Linked DNA regions of Homo sapiens: region 1 is linked to region 2. A link is a loop called in an ENCODE intact Hi-C map of the cell type or tissue named here. Cell type or tissue: mammary epithelial cell. All regions are shown on one strand. Each heading gives the region's core, and the rest is flanking DNA. Links, peaks and the distances in the headings are about the cores only. Region 1 overlaps LCMT1 (leucine carboxyl methyltransferase 1). Region 2 overlaps TNRC6A (trinucleotide repeat containing adaptor 6A).

What was found. A loop is a pair of places that touch in the nucleus more often than their neighbours do. Peaks named below come from ENCODE experiments on the same cell type or tissue, not always from the same donor. Only the 100,000 strongest peaks of a DNase experiment are listed, where the experiment ranks them.
Region 1: it touches region 2 in a loop (19-fold over the local background); 2 of 110 quality-filtered maps call a loop at or near these places.

What each region holds. Positions count from the first base shown.
Region 1 is chr16:25,133,345-25,138,344 of GRCh38, forward strand. All of the region lies in intron 3 of LCMT1 (leucine carboxyl methyltransferase 1), which reads left to right. Among named protein-coding and RNA genes, the nearest start is that of LCMT1-AS2, 13 kb to the right of the region's middle. In mammary epithelial cell, for the core only: a CTCF peak has its summit at 2,399 (motif pointing left); no DNase peak of the experiment used is centred there.
Region 2 is chr16:24,825,938-24,842,702 of GRCh38, forward strand. TNRC6A (trinucleotide repeat containing adaptor 6A) reads left to right here. Exons shown (of 25, transcript NM_014494.4): 25 at 1-281. Among named protein-coding and RNA genes, the nearest start is that of SLC5A11, 12 kb to the right of the region's middle. RefSeq lists an enhancer at 8,571-8,865. In mammary epithelial cell, for the core only: a CTCF peak has its summit at 8,708; no DNase peak of the experiment used is centred there.

The DNA.
Region 1 (5,000 bases), core at 1-5,000, 300 kb after region 2:
GAAAGAAAACTGGAGTGTGGTCTTTGGCTCCTGGGCTTAGGTTTTTTTTTTTTTTTTTTTTTTTTTTTTTTGAGACAGTCTTGCTCCTCTGTTGCCCAGGCTGGAGTACAATGCCACAATCTTGGCTCACTGCAGCCTCCACCTCCCGGGTTCAAGCGATTCTCCTGCCTTAGCCTCCTGAATAGCTTGGACTACAGGTGCACACCACCATGTCTGGCTAATTTTTGTATTTTTAGTAGAGACGGGGTTTCACCGTGTTGGCCAGGCTGCTCACAATCTTCTGACCTTGTGATCTGCCTACCTCGGCCTCCCAAAGTGCTGGGATTACAGGCGTGAGCCACCGTGCCTGGCCTCCTGGGCTTAGATTTTAATAGCCAAACCGTTTCCCTACAAAGTCCTCACTAATTGGCCGGGCATGGTGGCTCACACTTGTAATCCCAGCACTTTGGGAGGCTGAGGTGGGCAGATCACTTGAGGTCAGGAGTTAGAGACCAGCCTGGCCAACATGGTGAAACCCTGTCTCTGTTAAAAACAGAAATTAGCTGGGTGTGGTGGTGGGCACCCGTAATCCTAGCTACATGGGAGGCTGAGGCAGGAGAATTGCTTGAACCCAGGAGATTGTGGTTGCAGTGAGTCGAGATCATGCCACCGCACTCCAGCCTGGGCGACGAGTGAGACTTCGTCTCTTAAAAAAAAAAAAAAAAAAAGTCCTCACTAATTGCATTTTTTTTTTGTAGGTTTGTACAGATTTTGCTTGGTTCTTCTGTCAGGTCCGTCATGTGACAGTAATGGGAACGTGCATTTCTCCAGATTTTTTGCGGATGTTGACCAAGACCCACTTATCTGTTTTGTCCCCTAATCAGTTCACCTGATATGAAGGTCTTTGGTCATCAGAGCTCTCAACCCTTCTCTTATTGAAGTGAGAAATCAGTGACTTCAACAGAGTGTGGGTATTTCTTTGCCTCTGCATTCTCTTCTCAAGATATAATCACTAACATCATGAAGTGTTTTTACATATATGACCTCATGAATTAACACGAGAACTCTGTAAGGGTGTTTTACACAGATGAGGGAAATGAGACTGCAAGATTGTCTTCCAGGATCCTGCAGCCAGAGGCTCTGGGGCAGGGATCAAGCATTGTTATCTGCCCATTAAACTCCGGATTTCTTCCTCTTTCCCCTGCACACAGCCTCTGTGGTTTTTCAGGAGGGTGACCTTCCCTTTTCTGTAGATCTGTTGTATCTTTGTTTTTCCGTCATTGTTATTTTTGAGACAGAGTCTTACTCACTCTCTCACCCAGGCTGGAATGCCATGGTGTGATCTTGGCTCACAGCAACCTCCACCTCCCGGGTTGAAGCAATTCTCCTGTCTCAGCCTCCCCAGTAGTTGGGATTACAGGCGTTCACCACCATGCACAGCTAATTTTTGTATTTTTAGTAGAGCTAGCATTTTACTGTGTTGGCCAGGCTGGTCTTGAACTCCTGGCCTCAAGTGGTCCACCTGCCTTAGCCTCCCAAAGTGCTGAGATTATGGGTATGAGCCACTATGCTCGGCTGACCTGTTGTGTTTTTGTAATGAGTTGTCCCATGGTGTGGTGTGAGGAACCAGAGCACAGTACAGTGTGAGAGAATGTGCTATGTCAGTGTTAACAGGCCGCTGGAGAGATCCTGCCATTGGACCTGAGACCCCGTTGACTTGTCACGCAATTTGTTTTTTTTCTCCCGTCTTGTAGATGGATTAATAATTAATAAATCTGAGCCTCTTATTTATGAGCAAAGTAACCTGAGGCTTACGTACCCCTCCTAAGAAAAAGGCAGTCAGTCAGTAGTGAGGAAGGAAGACTGTATAGTGTCTGAAAGTTCTTTGTGGAAATGTTTTGGTTTTGATTGGTAATTATATTGGGCTGAAGGCCTTTTTTTGGTCTGAAGTTTCTTTTAAAATATATATCTATATATATATATATAACATTTGTTTGCTTTTTTAGAGCAGGTGTTACAAACTGTAGCCCAGGGCCAAATCTGGCCCACAGCCTGTTTTTGTAAATAAAGTTTTATTGGAAGGCAGCCACTCCCATTTGTTTGCATATTGTGCTTCAGCAGCCATATGACAATTATAACAGCAGAGTTGAGTAGTTACAACAGAGACCATCTGGCCTGCAAAGGCTAAAATATTTACTTTCTGGCTCTTTACAGAAGCAGTTTGCCAATCTCTGTTTTAGAGGTATGTGTGTGTCTCTAAAAGTGTAGCGAAAACATTGTCTGTGGGTCTTAGTGTCTCATGCACCTTCCAGCCGGAATGGTTCCTAGGTTGCACCAGCAGAGGTTTAGCTGTGAGTCATGGGTGTGAGCTTATTCCATAAAATCTCAGGAGCCCAAGACTGTACAGTTAAAGACTCCCATCTGCTGGCAGTGAGCAGGAACAGGACAAAGAAGAGTTAGTCTTGTCACAAAAAAGGAATAAAGGGGCCAGGTGCAGTTGGTCACGCCTGTAATCCCAGCACTTTGGGATGCCGAGGTGGTTGAATTGCTTGAGCTCAGGAGTTTGAGACCAGCCTGGGCATCATGACAAAACCCCATCTCTACAAAAAATAAAAAAATCAGCCAGGCATGGTGGTGCACACCTGTGGTCCCAGCTACTTGGGAGGTGGAGGTGGGAGGATCACCTGAGCCCCGGAGGTCGAGACTGTAGTGAGCCAAGATCGTGCCACTGCACTCTAGCCTGGGTGTCCAAGCGAGATGCTGTCTCAAAAAAAAAAAAAAAAAAAAAGGAAAGGAATAATGGGTGAGTGAAACCCTTTAAGGGGCCTCCATTTCTTGGTGTCTCCAGAATTCTGTTTCCATGGAACCAATGGATCCCTACAGCCTACTTTTCTCCATCTCCCTGTGGAGGGAAGCAGGGTCAATTTTGGCAGTCTGTGAGGTGGTCAGCCATGTCGAGTCCCCTTTGGGTGCCCCATTCCTCCTGCCCTGTGGCAGCTGTTCCCAGTCTCGGTGTCTTCCATACCAGTCAGTTGCATGCAGGCTATTTGGAGTGAAATATCAAAAGGGCCATCAAGAATCACAGAAGAAGAAGTTGAAGCATCACTTGTCACAGCCATTTTGCCCCTTTCTCAAGAAACAGGATATCTTTTTTTTTTTTTTAAGTTCTGGGGTACATGTGCAGAATGTGCAGGTTTGTTACATAGGTACACACATGCCATGGTGGTTTACTGCACCCATCAACCCGTCAGAGTCTCACTCTGTTGCCCAGGCTGCAGTGCAGTGGTGTGATCTCAGCTCACTGTAACCTCTGCCTCCAAGGTTCAAGCGATTCTCCTGCCTCAGCCTTCCGAGTAGCTGGGATTACAGATGCGCACCACCGTGCCTGGCTATTTTGTAGAGATGGGGTTTTACCATGTTGGCCGGGCTGGTCTTGAACTCCTGGCCTCAAGTGATCCACCACCCTCAGCCTCCTAAAGTGCAGGGATTACAGATGTGAGCCACCGCGCCCCACAGGATGTCTTTCTTAAGCGCTCCGGGTGTGCCTTTTGTAAGCTTTCTCTGCTCTGACTTCTTATTCAGAAGTTTTACAAGGTTCTAATGCATGGGAAAGCTCTTTAAAAAGGAAGAAGTCCCATAAGAGCTGCAGGGCACTATGCTGTCTTTCATTTATATACCTTTAATTGTTCTCATTGTCTTCTGGAATTTTAGGTGATCCTTAACTTCCCATATGCTGTCAGTAAAAGTTCTTAAAAGGTGTTGTAGAAATTGAAATTCCTAGTGAAAGTTATTTCCATATCCCCCTACCCATACCAATTCTCCTGCCTCAGCCTCCCGAGTAGCTGGGATTACAGGCACCTACCACCATGCCCAGCTAATAGTTTGTATTTTTAGTAGAGACAGGGTTTCAGTGTTGGCCAGGCTGGTCTCGAACTCCTGACCTCAGGTGATCCACCTGCCTCAGGCTCCCAAAGTGCTGGGATTACAGGCGTGAGCCACTGCACCTGGCCCCCCTCAAGTATCTTGAAATAGCTTCTGCATAACCCTACCCAGCAGGCATGGGCTATACCTCTAAGTGTGATCAGCTCAGATTCATGAGCCCAAGTCTCCTTGGATGGCTTTTTCTTTTTTTTTCTTTTGTGACAGGATCTGGCTCGGTCTCCCAGGCTGGAGTGCAGTGATATGATCTCAGCTCACTGTAGCCTCCTCCTCCCAGGCTCAAGCCATCTTCCTAACTCAGCCTTCCAAGTAGCTGGGGACTACAGGTGCAAGCCACCATGCCTGGCTAATTTGTATTTTTGGTAGAGATAGGGTCTTGCTGTGTTGCCCAGGCTGGTCTCGAACTTCTGGGCTCACGCACTCCTCCTGCCTGGGCCTCCCAAAGTGCTGGGATTACAGGTGTGAGCCACTGTACTTGGCGTCCTTTTTTGTTTTAAAAAGATAAATCCCAGCCTGGGTCCCCTGGGATTCCAGCAGAGGACTGGTCTTTATGTGGGAGGGTGCTGTATCTTTCAGCCCTGATGTTTGCTCTTAAGGGTCATTCACCTACTAGGATATGGTTACTGGTGATTTCTGCCCCCATCATGCTGTCCACAGGAGGTCTGCTATGCCGCACTCACCCCCCCGGGATTCATCTGTCCCTCTATACCTGTGCTCCATCTCTTGTTACTGTCTCCATGAATGGTTCTCTTACCTGCCCAGTTGCTCCAGTCAGAAACAAGGTGTCACCCTAACTTTCCTTTTCCTCCATCCCATCCTCTACCAGCGAAGCCATCACCAGGTTCTGGATGTCAGCAGTCTTCTTTGTTTTAAAAAAGTAGTTCTGTATTTCTGGGATAAGTGGAGAGGGGGAGAGGCTGGGCAGGTGGGCCAGGCTATAGAGTGCCTTGTTTCTTGCTGAGTTTTAGCAGTGTGCAGAGCTGCAGAAGGCCACCTGCAGTAGATAGTGCAGTACACAGCAGCGTGCAGCTTTGAGACACCAGAGGGGGTGCTGGGACAGTCTGGGCTGGAGGTGACAGAGC
Region 2 (16,765 bases), core at 5,880-10,879:
TGCTCCAACTTGCCAGGTGTGAGCTAATGTTGTCGGACACCTTACTATAAGCAAATGTTATTCAGTGCGTTCAATGTATATTGACTTCCATACTGGTTTTTCCAAAAACCAAAGGTAGCTTTGAAAAACCATGTCTGGAAATGTTTGGAGCGTTAAGCTGATTGACCTTCTGACCTTGGGGCTTTGAGTAGTATATAATTCATAACTGCGTTAATTGTATTGTTAAAGTGTTTGGGAGTTTTTTGCGCTTGTTATGTGGAAATAAAGTGTTTGATTTAAAATTTTTTAAAGTGGTTTGGATCTTTGCCTAGTCCTTAAATAAATACAGCTCTATTCCCTAAGCCACCCTTACTTCTCGGTCTTAATCCCGACTGCCAGTGCCTGGATGCTGCCCTTTGTCTGGCACAGACCTGCAGCTGACCATGCTGGGCCCATGGCTCGGGGCTTTCTAGTCACGCAGAGCCACCAAGAGTCAGGGTAAACTTTTTAACACAGGCACTTAACACGTTTTTTCTTTGTTTTCTTTTTTCCTTTTCTCTTTCTACTTTCTTCCTTTTTCTTTTTTCTTTCTTTTTCTTTCTTTTTTTTTTTTTCTTTCGACAGGGTTTCACTCTGGATATCAGTTCACTGTCACCTCTGCCTCCCAGGCTCAAACGGTTCTCGTCCCTCAGCCTCTCAAGTAGCTGGGATTACAGGCACCTATCACCGAATCCGGCTAAGTTTTGTATTTTTAATAGAAATGGGGTTTCACTGTGTTGCTCAGGCTGGTCTCAAATTCCAAAGCTCAAGCGATCTGCCCATCTCAGCCTCCCAAAGTGCTGGGATTACAGGCATGAGCCACTGCGCCTGGCCTCAGGCATTTACACATTTTCAAATATCCCTCCTTGCTCTGCTCCCCTGGGTGTGTTCCCAGCTCTAATGAACCTCAACTTCTCTGCGGTGCTATGCTTTCCACCCTCAAAGACTGGAGGGCAGCTTGCCCTGGACTTCCTTCCCCAGTCAAGAGTAATTAGCTCCTTCCATCATTTCAAGGAACTGTGCTAGGCCACCACATGCTGAATAGGCTCTCTCTAGTCTTTGTAATCCACCTTCTCAGATCGATGATAGTGGCTGAATAAATATTGCAAGGAATAATAGCTGAGCTGTCACCTATTGACACCTGAGGACAGGAGACTGTGGTAGTGCCACACTGTTGGCTTGTGCAGGTGGATGAACCGGGGAATGACGACAAGGTCAAATTGGGGCCCTTGACCCAGAGGATCAAATTCAGGTTGAATGGCATGAAGGTAGGGACTGAGATGAAGGGGGAGTATTTGCATCAAGACTGAGGGATGGCCAAGCATGGTGGCCTCATGCCTGTCATCCTAGCACTTTGGGAGGCCGAGGCAGGAGGATCACTTGAGCTCAGGAGTTCGAGGCCAGCCTGGGCAATATAGTGAGACCCAGTCTCAAAAAGTTGGGGGGATGACAAATTGAGGTTGCACTGAGCAAACCATCTTAACGTTTGGCTAAGGCATCGTTTCCATGCATTGGGACTTAATTGGTTTTTCCTCTTCTCCAAAGTTCAGATCTTTTCCTGCTGACCCTTTGATTTCAAATGTGCAGAGGGGTGTCTCGGAACAAAAGCCAGAACTGGAACCCATATGGACCTTGACAGAGACCAGGCCTTCAGCCCTGGCGGAACTTTGCATGAATAGGTATTTACATGGTCCAACGGGAGGGAGGGTAACGGCATTGGTGTGTTAAGGGTTCTCTACATGCCAGGTGCTTTTTCAAAAGTTTTATTCTGTTTTAAGACAGTGTCACTCTGTCGCCCAGGCTGGAGTGCAGTGGCTCAATCTCAGCTCACTGCAGCCTCAACCTCCCAGGCTCAAGTGATCTACCTCAGCCTCCCAAGTAGCTGGAACTACAGGCGTGCACCACCACGCCCAGCTATTTTTTGTAGAGACAGGGTTTCACCATGTTGCCCAGGCTGGTCTCAAGTGATCCGCCTGCCTCAGCCTCCCAACGTGCTGGGATTACAGGCGTGAGCCACCACGCCCAGCTAAGTTTTTGTTGCTGTTGTTGTTTTTGTTTTTTGTTATTAGAAATGGGGTTTCATCATGTTGCCCAGGCTGGTCTCGAACTGCTGGACTCAAGTGATCCGCCCGCCTCAGCCTCCCAACGTGCTGGGATTACAGGCATGAGCAACCACGCCCAGCTAAGTTGTTGTTGTTGTTAGTAGAGATGGGGTTTCACCAGGTCGCCTAGGCTGGTCTCGAACTCCTGGGCTCAAGTGATCCGCCTGCCTCGGCCTCCTGAAGTGTCGGGATTATAGGTGTGAGCCACCGTGCCTGGCCCTGCCAAGTGCAGTGTTATTTTCAGAGCTTTCCAGCCTGGCCCTAGGAACAGAAAACCACAGTGCCATTTGCACTGGTGGACAGTGTCTCAAGTTGTCCACCAACATACCCCCAAAGCTAGAGGACACAGCATGCGGACCCCCCTGGGATCCAGGGGCAGAGTTTAAAGCTTAAGAATTTTAGGTTAAGCTGAATGTGAATGTTGCATTCTGCTCCACATCTTTTCCTCTAAAAATACGGCTTCAAATAGCCACTTAAATTGCTTTTCTTCAGAAAGTCTGATGCTTCCAGAAGGTGAACCACACCACAGCAGGGTGCAGTCAGGACCCAGTACCACTCTAAGAAGCAGGGCTGAAGAGGTTCCTTAGAGCTGTGCTGACAGATGACAGGTGGCAGGGAGTCCTATTGGCTGAGCCCCGGCAAAGGGGCAAGAGAATGACTCCCACCGGCTGACCCAGCCTTGAATTCAAGGGCCCTGTCGAAGCCCACGGAGACCCCTGTCCTGGCTAACAGTTGACTCCAGGTCGCTCCAGCCTGCAGGGAGAGCAGGACAGCAGTCTGCAATTCCAACCAAGTGATGCCAGGACCTAATCTGCAGACCTGAATCCAGTACATAGACTGTTACAATGTTGCTGCATCCCTGAACCGCCTGGGTTTCTATCGATTTCATAGTGATAAAATCAACTTCTGCGGGGCGTAGAGGCACGAGCCTATAATCCCTGAGGCTGAAGCAGGATTGCTTGAGCCCAGGTGTCTGACACCAACCTGGGCAACATGTTCAACCTGAGACACTCAGATCAAAAATAAATTTTAAAAAAAATTGTTTAATCAACTCCTCCAATTTCTTTATAAAGGAAAGTTGATATCATTACCTTATACAGAAAATCAGTGTCCATATATAAAAGAGAGCTATACAAGAAATAAAAACAAAATGTATTCCATTCTGGGTAGATATACTTATCAAAGGTGAGAAGAGAGGTTAGAAAGGGTTCAGGAGAGGTTAAAGTCGTGCTCTCACCATGTGGAGACTTCCTGCCTGATGGGGTCAGATGTGCTCCAGGGACACTGACACTGCAGAGGGAGAGCTCTACGCATTTGCGATTCTGCCTTATCTAATCAATCCTCTCCTGTACCCGACAGACCCCTCCCTCCCCCAGGAGTGCTGAGCCCGGGCCTTGGGAGGTTTGGGGGTTGGGGGGGCTCTTGCTTTAAGGCTTTGGCTCCATATTCTGTGGAAAGCACCCCTCAACCACTGCCCCCATATCTACAGAGAACTACTGTGAAGACAAGAGGCTGGGAGATGAATGGGGGCAGTGGGACCCCGTGGCACACTGGCAATCCCTGGTCACCCCTGCTCGGAACCCACCAAAGATGGCCTGAGCATTGGCGTAAAATACTCCTTTCTGAGGAGGTGGCGTCCAAGCAGACACCTGAAAGATGGGAAGCAACAGCCCAGCTTGGGGAAAGGACAATTCAGGTAACAGCCCGGAGCCCAGGGTGTCTGAGACAGAGTGGGCAAGGGGGACAGTGAAAGGTGACCACTGGGTCAGGTGCGGTGGCCGTCGGCTGTAATCCAGCACTTTGGGAGGCTGAGAGGAGAATCGCTTGAGCCCAGGAGTTAGAGACCAGCCTGGGCAATAGAGTGAGACCCCCAGAGAAGGAATGAGGGCAGGGCTCCAAGGCTAAGGCCGTGCTACCCAGGCCTGGCTGTCTATTAAAACCACTTGGAAATACCCCAAAGCTCAGGCGCCACCCCAGACAGTCTGATTTAATAGGGCCCCAGCATGTTTTAAAACCTTTACTTTTTTATAGCACGTTACAATTTGCTATCACTTTGTTTTCCTGCTTCATGTCTAAATGCACACGTGCACACGTGTGTGTGCGCACACACACACAATGAATACAAGTAAAACCCGGGACATCTGAATGCAGTCAGTGAACCAGATGACTGTCAGTCTCCTGGTTGTGATATTGTACTATGATAGTTTTTCAAGATGTGACTATTGAGGGGAACTGGGTTGAGAGTACAGGACATCTCTGTATTGTTCCTTATAACCACATGTGAATCTGCAATTATCCCAACACTGTGAACAAAGCTCTTATGTAGTAATGATCATCAAATGATATTTTTGATATAGGAGGTTTTTTTTATTTTTTATTTTTTTGAGACGGAGTCTCACTCTGTCACCCAGGCTGGAGTACAGTGGCTTGATCTCGGCTCACTGCAACCTCCGCCTCCCCGGTTCAAGCTATTCTCCTGCCTCAGCCTCCTGAGTAGCCGGGATTACAAGTGTGCGCCACCACACCCAGCTAATTTTTGTATTTTTAGTAGAGACGGGGTTTCACCATGTTGGCCAGGCTGGTCCCAAACTCCTGACCTCAGGTGATCCGCCCACCTCGGTCTCCCAAAGTGCTGGGATTACAGGCATGAGCCACTGAGCCCAGCCTATCGTAGATATTTTCAATGCTGCTATTCCACAAATGCCAGAGCTCCTGGTTTCCAGGTTTCTAAAAAGTAAAGTAGAACAGATTCTTTGGCCGTTCTAGAGGAATTTTTTTTTTTTTTTTTTTTTTTTTTTTTTGCTGTTTTATGAATGCTTACCTATTTGAATATTGGCAGAGAAGTAAATAAGTTGACAACAAAAAGTTAAAAAAAAAAATCATCTCAGCAAGTGACCCCAAGACCCTTTAGGACCCTGTGCTGTGGTGAGGCCTAGCCATTGATCCCGGGAGGCCCAAGGTGCAGGTTGCGGGGGGTTTTGCCCCAGTTCTGCTGTGGCACCAGAACCCAAGCCCCTTGCCATCATTGCATCTTCTAGAGTCACTGTGATGAAAATGAGATCACGTGATTAAATCTTAAGTGATTAAAATGGACTTTTCAGGCATAAAGTTAAAGGTTATGGGTACTAGCAATGACTACAGGTCGTTATTGCATAAGCAACAAAAGGCCCATTCTTCTCTTTGGGAACTTATTTTTTAGGTACCTGTATTTCATTTTGTTTTTAATTTTTGATTTAATAACATTGTTTGGTTTTATTGGGTTTTTCATCACTCCCTGTTGGATATGGCAAACAATGGTCTGTTAAGGTTTCTTTTTTTTCTTTTTTTTTTTTTTTTTTTGAGATGGAGTCTTCTCTGTTGCCAAGGCTGGAGTGCAATGGTGTGATCTTGGCTCACTGCAACCTCCGCCCCCAGGGTTCAAGCAACTCTCCTGTCTCAGCCTCCCGAGTAGCTGGGATTACGGGTGTCTGCTGCCGCGCCCAGCTAATTTTTGTATTTTTAGTAAAGAGAGGGTTTCACCATCTTGGCCAGGCTGGTCTTGAACTCCTGACCTCGTGATCCACTTGCCTTGGCCTCCCAAAGTGTTGGGATTACAGTCATGAGCCACCATGTCCTGCCAAGTTTTCCTTTTATTTGTTTGTTTGTTTAGAGACAGGGTCTTACTCTGTCCCCCAGGCTGGAGTGCAGTGGCATGATCATGGCTCACTGTAGCTTCGGCCTCCTGGGCTCAAGAGGTCCTGTCACCTCAGCCTCCTGAGTAGCTGGGACCACAGGCACACACCACCATGCCCAGCTAATTTTTTTTTTTCCCTGTAGAAATGAGATCTCACTATGTTTCCCAGGCTGCTCTCGAACTCCTGGGCTCAAGCGATCCTTCCACCTTGGCCTCCCAAAGTGCTGGGATTAGACATGAGCTATCGTGCCCAGCTAGTTTTCCTTTAAATAAATACATTTCTGTTGTATTTTAGAAGAGGGCTAAATTGAAAGAAGCTGTTAGGTAAATAACAGTTGAGGCAACGTGCAGAAACGGCAAAGTTGTGAGTGTCCGAGGTCAGGGAGCATAACAGAGGACGAGATCTTTTCACGTGCTTTTCTTTGCCCTCGGAAGTTGCTACTGGTTATTGGTTAATGTGGTCTTTGGAGTTAGACCAACCTGTTGTCATGGAATGTCTGGCTGTAAGGAGTCCAGGGCTGGTATCCTCGCTCTACTTAAGGACCCAAGACGCCTTCCATCATTGCAACACTGTCTTCATCTGCAGAGGCACAGATATCTCACTTCCACAGTCACATCCCAGCCAGTGGAGAAAGAGAGGGATGGGGAGAGCATGCTCCTCCCCACTAAGGGCATGACCCCCAGCTATGCTCACATGCCATTGGGCAGAAGAAAATCACATGAGCAGGAAGGCTGCAACTCATAGTCTTTATTCTGAATGTCTTGTCCCCAGCTTAGATGTGACACTTCTGCTATTGGGGAAGAAGGAGAGACTGGATATTGGGGAACAACTAGTAGTGCTGGTTCTAAGAAGGGAACAGTTAAATAAACTATACTTCATCCGGAAGCCGGAATGTTTAGCCACTAAGACAATGAGATAGATCTATATAAACGGCTATCAAGAGGTGTCTTTTTTTTTTTTTGAAACAGGGTCTCACTCTGTCACCTAAGCTGGAGTGCAGTGGTGCAATCTCAGCTCACTGCAGCCTCAACCTCCCAGGCTCAAGTGATCCTCCCACCTCAGCCTCCCAAAGGGCTGGGATTACAGGCGTGAGCCACCACGCCCAGCCTGCTTGAACGGTCAAACCTAACTGGATGCCAGGAAGCAAGGAGAGCCGGGTGATATCACCTGAAACCCACAGCAATCAGCTTCATGGAGCACCGAGCACAGTCAGGAGGGGTAGAAAAGGGATCCAAGGTGGGTGACGTGCTTGAAGAGCGAACATTAACCAACCCCTCTAGGAGGGTGTGGAGCAGGAACTGGAAGGGTCTGGGCCTTGAGGCTAGCTGGGAAACTAATTTGGAAGTTGAGACAAGAATTTATAAAAGCCGGAATCAGGGCTGTAGCATAGAGATGCGAGGAAGAGCTAAATGCATGAAGAGCCAATGAGATGGATGCTAGGGTCTGTGGAGAGTGAAGGAGAGGAGTCTAGGACAATCTCACGTTTCTGACTTGGTGAACCACTACTAGCTAAGGGAGAGGACCCTGGAGGATAAGAGTGGGTTTCCTGGTGCAGGGAGTGGCAGGTGGGTGTGCAATATGATGTATCAAGGAGCCTGGGAAACAGCCCAGTGGAGCTGTCCAGTTGACAGCTGCTTTTAAGTGGTGAGGACACTATATTTTTTCACCACTGTATCCTTAGCACCTAGCTCAGAGCACTGAAAATATTTGTTGGATGCATGGATGAATGGATGGATGGACAGACAGATGAACAGACGGATGGACAGATGGACGGATGGATGGATGGATGGTTGGACAGATGGATGGACGGATGGATGGATGGACAGATGCAGGGATGGATGGATGGATGGATGGATGGATGGATGGATGGATGCATGGATGGATGGATGGATGGATGGATGGACGGATGCATGGATGGACGGATGCATGGATGGATGGATGGATGAATGGATAGATGGCTGGATGGTTGGATGGATGCATGGATTGACGGATGGATGGATAAATGGATGGATGGATAAATGGATGGATAGATGCATGTTTAAGGAAGAAACCAATAATAGAGATATCAATTTGGGGTTTGTAAATCACAGGTGATGGCTGAGGCATGGAAATGGGTAAGCATGTAGAATGAGGGCTCAGGAAATATCATAATTTGAGAAGAAGAAAGGAGACTAGAGATCTGAGCAGGAAGAGTCAAAGATTCAAAGAGGCATTGATGAGGTGAGGGTTGGGCATGGACAACATGAGAGAGTGGAGTCTCAGATCTGGGGAGAGGGGAAATTTCAGGGAAGGAGAAAGCCATGGTCTGAAATGCTGCCTGTCAAGAAATCTATGGGGAAAGCCATGCATGGTTCTGTGACAGTGGAGATCATTTTTGGGGTAGAGGCAGACGCCAGGTCCCAGTGGGGTGAGGGGTTAATGGATAATGGAGATGAAGGTGGTGGTGTAGATTGGATTTCCCAAGAATCACATTCTGAGGTGCAGATCTGAGTGGAGGTGGCTTATTGGAAAATATCCTCAGAGTACATTGATAAGGGAGGAAGGGAGGCAGGACAGGGCAGAGGGAGAAGTTGAGCTGCAGTGAGGTCGCAACAGAGGCCTCAGCCAACCTCTCAGGGAGCTGTGCAGCTGGGATGTCCCTCAAATATGCTCTGCACCCAAGGAAGGACAGGGACCACCCCACTGACCAAGCACTGGATTTAGGCTGTGGATTTAGGGGAATTGTCCTTCCTCTGGCTAAGGACAATTCCTTTTGGGGAGACTCAGCTGGGAGCTGGCTGCCACACTCTCCCAGCAGTCAGGCAGTGAATGCCTCCACCCTGCAAGGAGGTCGGGTGCGCCCCACAGGGAGTGGCAAGTGTAAACTGTCAGGAACTGATCAGTGGAGGGAAAGAAGGGAAGCCAGTGCAGCAGCTAGAGGGAGACAGAGGTCAGAAAAGCCTTTGTGTGTAGCTCTAGTTCATAGTTTGAGAAACACTGCAGTGTGATCTTAGGCTGGGAGAAGAAGCCCCTAGAGAGTGAGAATGAAGACCCAAGAGTGAGGATAGACCTGCCACACTTTCTGTTTAACCCCCAGAGCTTAGAACACTGCCTGGCACACATTTGCACTTAAGAAATATCTGCGGAATGGCTGAATCCAGGAGTACATTCCAGACATTTTAACACTGAATAGCAGAAACAGAGTGCCGATATTTAGCTCCATGAAGAAATACATACGCATTTAAATATAGGAATGTACTTGAAGTTGGGCACAGTGGCTCACACCTGTAATTCCAGCACTTTCGGAGGTCAAGGCAGGAGGATTGCTTGAGTCCAGGAGTTAGAGATCAGCCTGGGCAACAGAGTGAGATCCCCATCTCTACAAAAACTACAAAAATTAGCCAGATGTGGTGGTGCACACCTATAGTCCAAGATACTTGGGAGGATGAGGTGGGAGGATGGCTTGAGTCTGGGAGGTCAAGGCTGCAGTGAGCTATGATTTTGCCACTGCACTACAGCCTGGGCAACAGAGCAAGACCCTGACTCTTTCAAAAAAAAAAAAAAAAAGTACTTATAAGGGGAACCAAGACACTCAAATACTGCCACACCACCGTTATAATCTGTAGTGCATTCACAATTTCATGGAAGCCCACAGAAGCCAAGAAATTCCCTCCAGCCCCTAATCCTCCATCTCAACTTCAACCACGGCTTCTTTCATGTAATGTTGGTCCATGTTTTTCCATAAGAACCCATTTATATAAAGACTTTTATGATTCCTTAAAACAACTTTGTTGAGGTAGAAATGACATGATAAACTACACATACATGTACAATTTGAAGAGTTTTGACACAGGCATAACCGATGAAACCATTACAGGAGAACGAACATACCCATCTGTATTAGTCCATTTGCACACTGCTGATAAAGACATACCCGAGACTGGGTAGTTTATAAAGGAAACAGGTTTAATGGACTCACAGTTCCACATGGCTGGGGAGGCCTCACAATCATGGCAGAAGAGCACAGAGACATCTTACATGGCGGCCGGCAAAGAATGAGAACACAGTGAAAGGGGGAACCATATAAAATCATTAGATCTCGTGAGACTTATTCACCACCTCGAGAACAGTATGGAGGAAACTGCCCCTGTGATTCGATTATCTCCCACCAGGTCCCTCCCACAGCACATGGGAGTTATGAGAGCTACAATTCAAGATGAGATTTGGGTGGGGACACAGCCAAACCATATCACCATCGCCCCGAGAAATTTCCTTCTTCCCCTCTGTGACCCCTCCCTCCTGCCTTTCCCATCCCCAGGCAAACATATATCCATCACAAGAAATTTGTTCCCGGATTCTACATTTGTATGTAAATGAATCAGAGTATGTACTTTTTGTGTGTCTGGCTTCTTCCCTTGGCAAAATTATTTTGGAATTTTTTTTTTTTTTTTGAGACAGAGTTTCACTCTTGTTGCCCAGGCTGGAGTGCAATGGTTAATTTTGTATTTTTAGTAGAAATGGGGTTTCTCCATGTTGATCAGGCTGGTCTCGAACTTCCGACCTCAAGCGATCCATCCGCCTTGGCCTCCCAAAGGACTGGGATTACAGGCGTGAGCCACTGCGCCTGGCCTGTTTTTTACGTTTGAAAGTATCTAACAGAGAAAAGCCTCAAGAGAGTGCTTTGTTCACAATTCTGTCCTGTTTGTGCTTTTTCTCAGTAGTTTAGACACACACATAGAAGAATTATATTTATTAGCTGGGCTTGGTGGTGTGCACCTGTAATCCCAGCTACTCGGAGGCTGAGGCATGAGAATCACTTGAACTCGTGAGGCAGAGGTTGCAGTGAGCCGAGATGGTGCCACTGCACTCCAGCCTGGGCAACAGAGTGAGATTCTGTCTCAAAAAAAAAAAAAAAAAGAGAGAGAGAGAAGAAGGATTATATTTAATTGAAATTCTCATAATAACCAGGTTGATGGCAAATGGGCTGTTAGTCAAGCTGGAGGGCTCCAGAGAAGGATTTACCTTTGTTAGCAGACAGTTGCTTTGAATTCACGTTTCTTCCTGGAGGGTTTTAGCAACTTCTGAGTGGGAATGGGAATGGGAGAGTTTGAAGGTTTTTCCTTCCAGTTCCCTGGACTCTGGAGACGGTACCTCACAGGGAGACGCTATGGGTCAAAGGGCAGTATTTTCTGTAAAGGGCCAGGTAGTAAATATTTTAGGCTTTGCAGGCCATGTGGTCTCTGTCACAGGTATTCAGCTCTACCATTGTTGCACAAAAAGAGCCAGAGATGACAGGTAAACAAATGAACATGGATGTGTTCCAATAAAACTTTATTGATAAAAACAAGCAGTGGGCCAGATCCGGCCTGGCAGATGGAGAGAATGGTTTGCTCGCCTTTGCTTTAGTCAATGGAATGTCACTAAAGCCTCCCCTCTACTATTTATTATGGATGTGGGTGATTATGATAATGAAAGTTGTAGAATTTAGACGACATTAGAGACGATGATATAATATGTAACCCATGAAATATTTGAGGTTGGGCATTGTGGCTCAGGCCTGTAATCCCAGCACTTTGGGAGGCCGAGGCGGGTGGATCGTTTAAGCCCAGGAGCTTGAGACCAGCCTACGCAACATAGAACCTGTCTCTACAAAAAAATTAAAAAACTAGTCAAGTGAGTTGGCGCACACCTATAGTCTCAGCTACTCAGGAAGCTAAAGCAGGAGGATCGCTTGAGCCCAGGAGGTCGAGACTGCAGTGAGCTGTGAGCATGCCACTGCACTCCAGCCTGGGTGACAGAGCAAGATCCTGTCTCAAAACAAACAAACAGAAACAATCAGGGCTGGGCGCGGTGGCTCACACCTGTAATCCCAGCACTTTGGGAGGCCTAGGTGGGTGGATTACCTGAGGCCAGAAGTTTGGGACCAGCCTGGCCAACATGGTGAAACCCCATCTCTACTAAAAATACAAAAATTACCCAGGCGTGTTAGGGGGCACCTGTAATTCCAGCTACTCGGGAGGCTGAGGCAGGAGAATCGCTTGAACCCGGGAGGCAGAGATTGCAATGAGCAGAGATCGCGCCACTGCCCTCCATCCTGGGCAACAGAGCAAGACTCCGTCTCAAAAACGAAACAAAAAAAACAAAAAACAAAAAAAAAAACAATCAAGACAATTTGCTTCTTAGAGCCAGGCTTGCATTAAGGTCTAGGCTGTAGCCACATCAACAGACACCATGAGAACAGACATTTCCTAAGGTGTAGCCAACAGGTCCCATATCTGCCTTCTCTGTTTTATTCTAACTCCCCGTGGGCTTTGGCTATGTGGGGACAGGAAGGCCCTGGGACTGAAAACCAGATGCTTTTCACTATCAGGTGATCATCCTGCTGGGCAAAACACCTGCAAGATGCAGCGACCAACCCCGGATTCAGAACAACTTCAACAGGTGGCAATTTATGATCTGCTCCCTACTAGGAATACGGAAGATGGTCATTAAAATAGTAGCACACAGTTATTTAGCACTTACGGAAGAAAGCTCAACAGTTTACAGGTGTTACCTCATTGAAGGCTCGCCACTATTCTGTGAAGGAGGTGTTGTTATTTCTCCCTCGTTTAGCGGATAATGAAGCAGATTTGCAGAGGTGAAGTAACTTGCCCACGTCACACACCTACTGAGCCGTGAAGTCTAAAGACAAAGCGTGTGTCTCTGCAATGCTGCAAAAGAGTCAGAATATGTTCTGTGTGGCTGGGCGTGGTGGTCCATGCCTGTAATCCCAGCACTTTGGGAGGCTGAGGTGGGCAGATCACTTGAGGTCGGGAGTTCGAGACCAGCCTGACCAACATGGTGAAACCCCTGCTCTACTAAAGACACAAATATTAGCCAGTGTGGTGATGTGTACCTGTAATCCCAGCTACTTAGGGGACTGAGGCAGGAGAATTGCTTAACCCAAGAGGCAGAGGTTGCAGTGAGCCAAGATTGTGCCACTGCACTCCAGCCTGGGCTACAGAATGAGACCCTATCTTAAGAAAAAAAAAAAGGTGTTCTGTGTGTCTTTCCTGTGCTGAGACTGGAGTAGCTGTATCCTTCTAGAGCAAGACAGCAGGGTCCTAATAGCAAAGTTTACCCAGCCCTTATCATGAGCAGCCACACTTGGAAACAATGTGCATGAATGTTTTAGGGTGAAAGCCTGCACTGTTGTAACAAGTGACTCAGCAATAACACGGCTAAAATAAGGAAATTCATTCTGTTCCATGTCTCGGTCCACGGGGAGGCTCCAAGTCAGTGGCTTCTCTGTTCCAACAGGAACCCAGGCTGCTAGCAGCTCTACTGTTTTCCTTACACACAGCCTGCAAGGGGACTCAGTCACCATCCTGACCAAAAAGAAGTCAGAAAGGAGGGGAAGACAAGGGCAGGGAGCTCCCTCTTAATCACGGGAGGCAGAAATTGTGTGAATCACAGTCCCTTTCATTCCACTGGCAAGAGTTAGCCACAGCTAGACACAAATCGGGGCTGCCCAGTGCAATCAGCCTTGTGCCCAGGAAGGGAGGAGGGCAGGTTTTGCTGGCCATTTCCCACCCCAGAGCATTATTTTATTTAATCCTTATAGCAGCCCTAATTATTTGACAAATGGGTAGACTGACACACAGGGCAGTGAATGGGGATACTTACCATAAGTCACGAAGTCAGTAGAGCCAGGATTTAGCTAAACACTGAAGGCAGAGCCCAGGTACTTACCTACATGCCATGCAACTGCCCCCGCGCTGGAACTTGCCACAAATGCCCATGACAGTGGGTTATCAGTAAAGTCACCTGCTATAACCCAGATTTGTGCTGCTGGAAGTTTTTGGTCAACAGGCTTCCACGGGATCTTGTTCCACTCCAGTAATCTCCAAGTGTCTTGAAGTCACACTCCAAATTTTAACCTCTCTGCCATGGTTGACCTACTGTTAAAGTGTTTAATGATTAATTTTTAAAGACCTTGTTGATTCATTAACAATCTACTATGTACTATGCACTAACTGGCAAGGTTTATTGAGATATAAACAGCTTGTACCCCAACAGAATCTACTGCCATAAATAGGCTTTCCGGTAAGGGTCTATTTTCATCAGAAGACACCTTTTAACCGATTATGTGGCTTTCGGTTTAGACATAATGTTTACAAGAGTTTTCCTAGGTACACAGGCTCATACAAGTTGGCCATAGAGCACAAGTTCTAAAACTGGTCACAGACCTCTTAACACCAAGGACTCCAAGGACCTTTTGTTATGTGGATGATAGCTATAGATATTTATCATATCAGACATTTAAATTAATAAACAATTATAAATATGTACTGCTTTTTTTTTTTTTTTTTTTTTTTTTGAGATGGAGTCTCCTAATGTTGCCCAGGCTGGAGTGCAGTGGCACGATCTTGGCTCACCGCAACCTCCACCTCCTGGGTTCAAGTGATTTTTCAGCCTCCCAAGTAGCTGGGATTACAGGTGCGCACCACCACGCCTGGCTAATTTTTGTATTTTTAGTAGAGATGGGTTTTCACCATGTTGGCCAGGCTGGTCTTAAACTCCTGACCTCAGGTGGTCTGCCCCCCAAAGTGCTGGGATACAGGCGTGAGCCACCATGCCTGGCCCACGTACTGCTTTTTTAAAGAATAATAAATCCACTGCATGTTAAATAATTTTTTATTTTTTAAAAATCCCATATTTTCCCAAAAGATTTATTGGAAACAGTGGCATCGTTTTATGTTTTTACAAATCTTTTTAATGCCCAGTTTAAGAGAAGACAGCTGGAATCTCATATTTGTTTCTATATTCAGTCTGTTACTACATCTCATGCCACTTAGTCTCTGGAAAACTACACTGGACTTTCATGAATAGAGAAAAAAAAACCTTAGTATTAAGAAGTGGGCTGGCACAGTGGCTCATGCCTGTTATCCCAGCACTTTGGGAGGCCAAGGCGGGCAAATCACCTGAGGTCAGGAGTTTGAGACTAGCCTGGCCAACATGGTGAAACCCTGTCTCTACTAAAAATACAAAAATTAGCAGGGCATGATGGCAGGTGCCTACACTCCCAGCTACTTGGGAGGCTGAGGCAGGAGAATCGCTTGAACCCAGGAGGCGGAGGTTGCAGTGAGCCGAGATTGTGCCACTGCACTCCAGCCTGGAAAAAATAACAAACAAGAAAAGAAGAAGGAGAAGGAGAAGGAAAAGGAGAAGAGAAAAGAGGAGGAGGAGGAGGGGAGGAGGGGGAGGGGGAGGGGGAGGAGCAGCCTCGACCTCCTGGGTTCAAGTGATCCTGCCTCCTCAGCCTCCTGCGTAGCTGGGACTACAGGTGCACACCACCACACCCAGTTTTTTTTTTTTTTTTTTTTTCCTAATTTTTGTAGAGACAGGGTTTCACCATGGTGCCTAGGCTGGTTTCAAACTCGTGGGCCCAAGTGATCTGCCCACCTCGGCCTCCCACAATGCTGGGATTACAGGTGTCAGACACCATGCCCAGCCCCATCTCTGGGTTCTTAACCCACACAGTCTCCTGCAGCTACTGTGGATGAAAAGCAAGCCAGGTTTGTGAGAACCGTGACTCTTGGGAGATAGAAACAAAACCAGAGAGAGAGAGAGAGAGGGAGAGAGAGAGAGAAAAACTGTAGTTTTCCCTCTTTGAAGCCACACTAAAGAGCAAGAATAAGCCTTGAAATCCTCAGAGTCAACTAAATGCCAGGTAGGCAGCTCATGGTTAACTTAGGGGATTTTGGGAGAGCTAGGGAGGAAACTGATTGCTCAGAGAGACTGAGACTTGCCCAAGGGCTCACTGTTGCTAAGTCAACAAATGTATCTTGTCTTAACAGGGACTCTTTCTCCCAGGCTTGCATGTTGCCTAGAAAAGCTTATTTCAGTTTTGAGGATTTGCTCTTTTCAATTCTTGCAACAAATAGCAACATTTGAGTTGTTAGGGATGTGGGTAGGCAAAGGTGTGTTATTAAAAGTCTGCAGAAAATCTAGGAAGAAATCACATCTTGAGCCCTCTAGGAGAACATGCGACCCAGGAATACAGATTCCAAACAGAGCCCCGTGCATCATTTGACACACCCCGCATTTTAGCTATTTTGTTGCTTTTGAATTTACCAAACCTTACAAGTCATCAGAGTTTCTATTAAAAACAAAAACAAAAACAAAAAAAACCCAGACTTAGATTTCTCTTGCAAAAGGAATGCTGGCAACATAAGACCCACGTTCTTACGTGGTGACAATGGGCTGGAACTAAAATCTGGGAGACAGACTCGCAATAACTGTATTTGCTCAGTGTATTTGCTCTGTATGAATTCACTGTTTGTATATTTGCTCTTTTTTTTGAGATGGAGTCTCACTCTGTCACCCAGGCTACAGTGCAATGGCATGATCTCGGCTCACTGCAACCTCCATCTCCTGTGTTCAAGCGATTCTCCTGCCTCAGCCTCCCGAGTAGCTGGGACTACAGGTGCACCCCACCACGCCTGGCTAATTTTTGTATTTTTAGTAGAGACAGGGTTTCACCATGTTGGCCAGGATTGTCTCGATCTCTTGACCTCATGATCCGCCCACCTCGGCCTCCCAAAGTGCTAGGATTACAGGGGTAAGCCACTGTGCCCGGCCATCTGCTCTCATTTTTAAAGATATAATTTACATACAATAAAATGCATGAGTCAGCCAGGCGCGGTGGCTCATGCCTGTAATCCCAGCACTTTGGGAGGGTGAGGCAGGAGAATCACTTGAACCCAGGAGACAGAAGTTTAAGTGAGCTGAGATGGCGCCATTGCACTCCATCCTGGGTGATAGAGTGAGACTTGGTCAAAAAAAAAAAAAAAAGCATAAGTGTTCATCCTTCAATTCACGGGGTTTTACCAATTGTATATACCGTATAATTACCACCCAATTCAAGATAATAGAAATTTCCATCACCTCTGAGAGCACACTCCCACCCTCTTCCAGTTGTTCACTGGGTCCTGTTCTTTGACTTCTGTC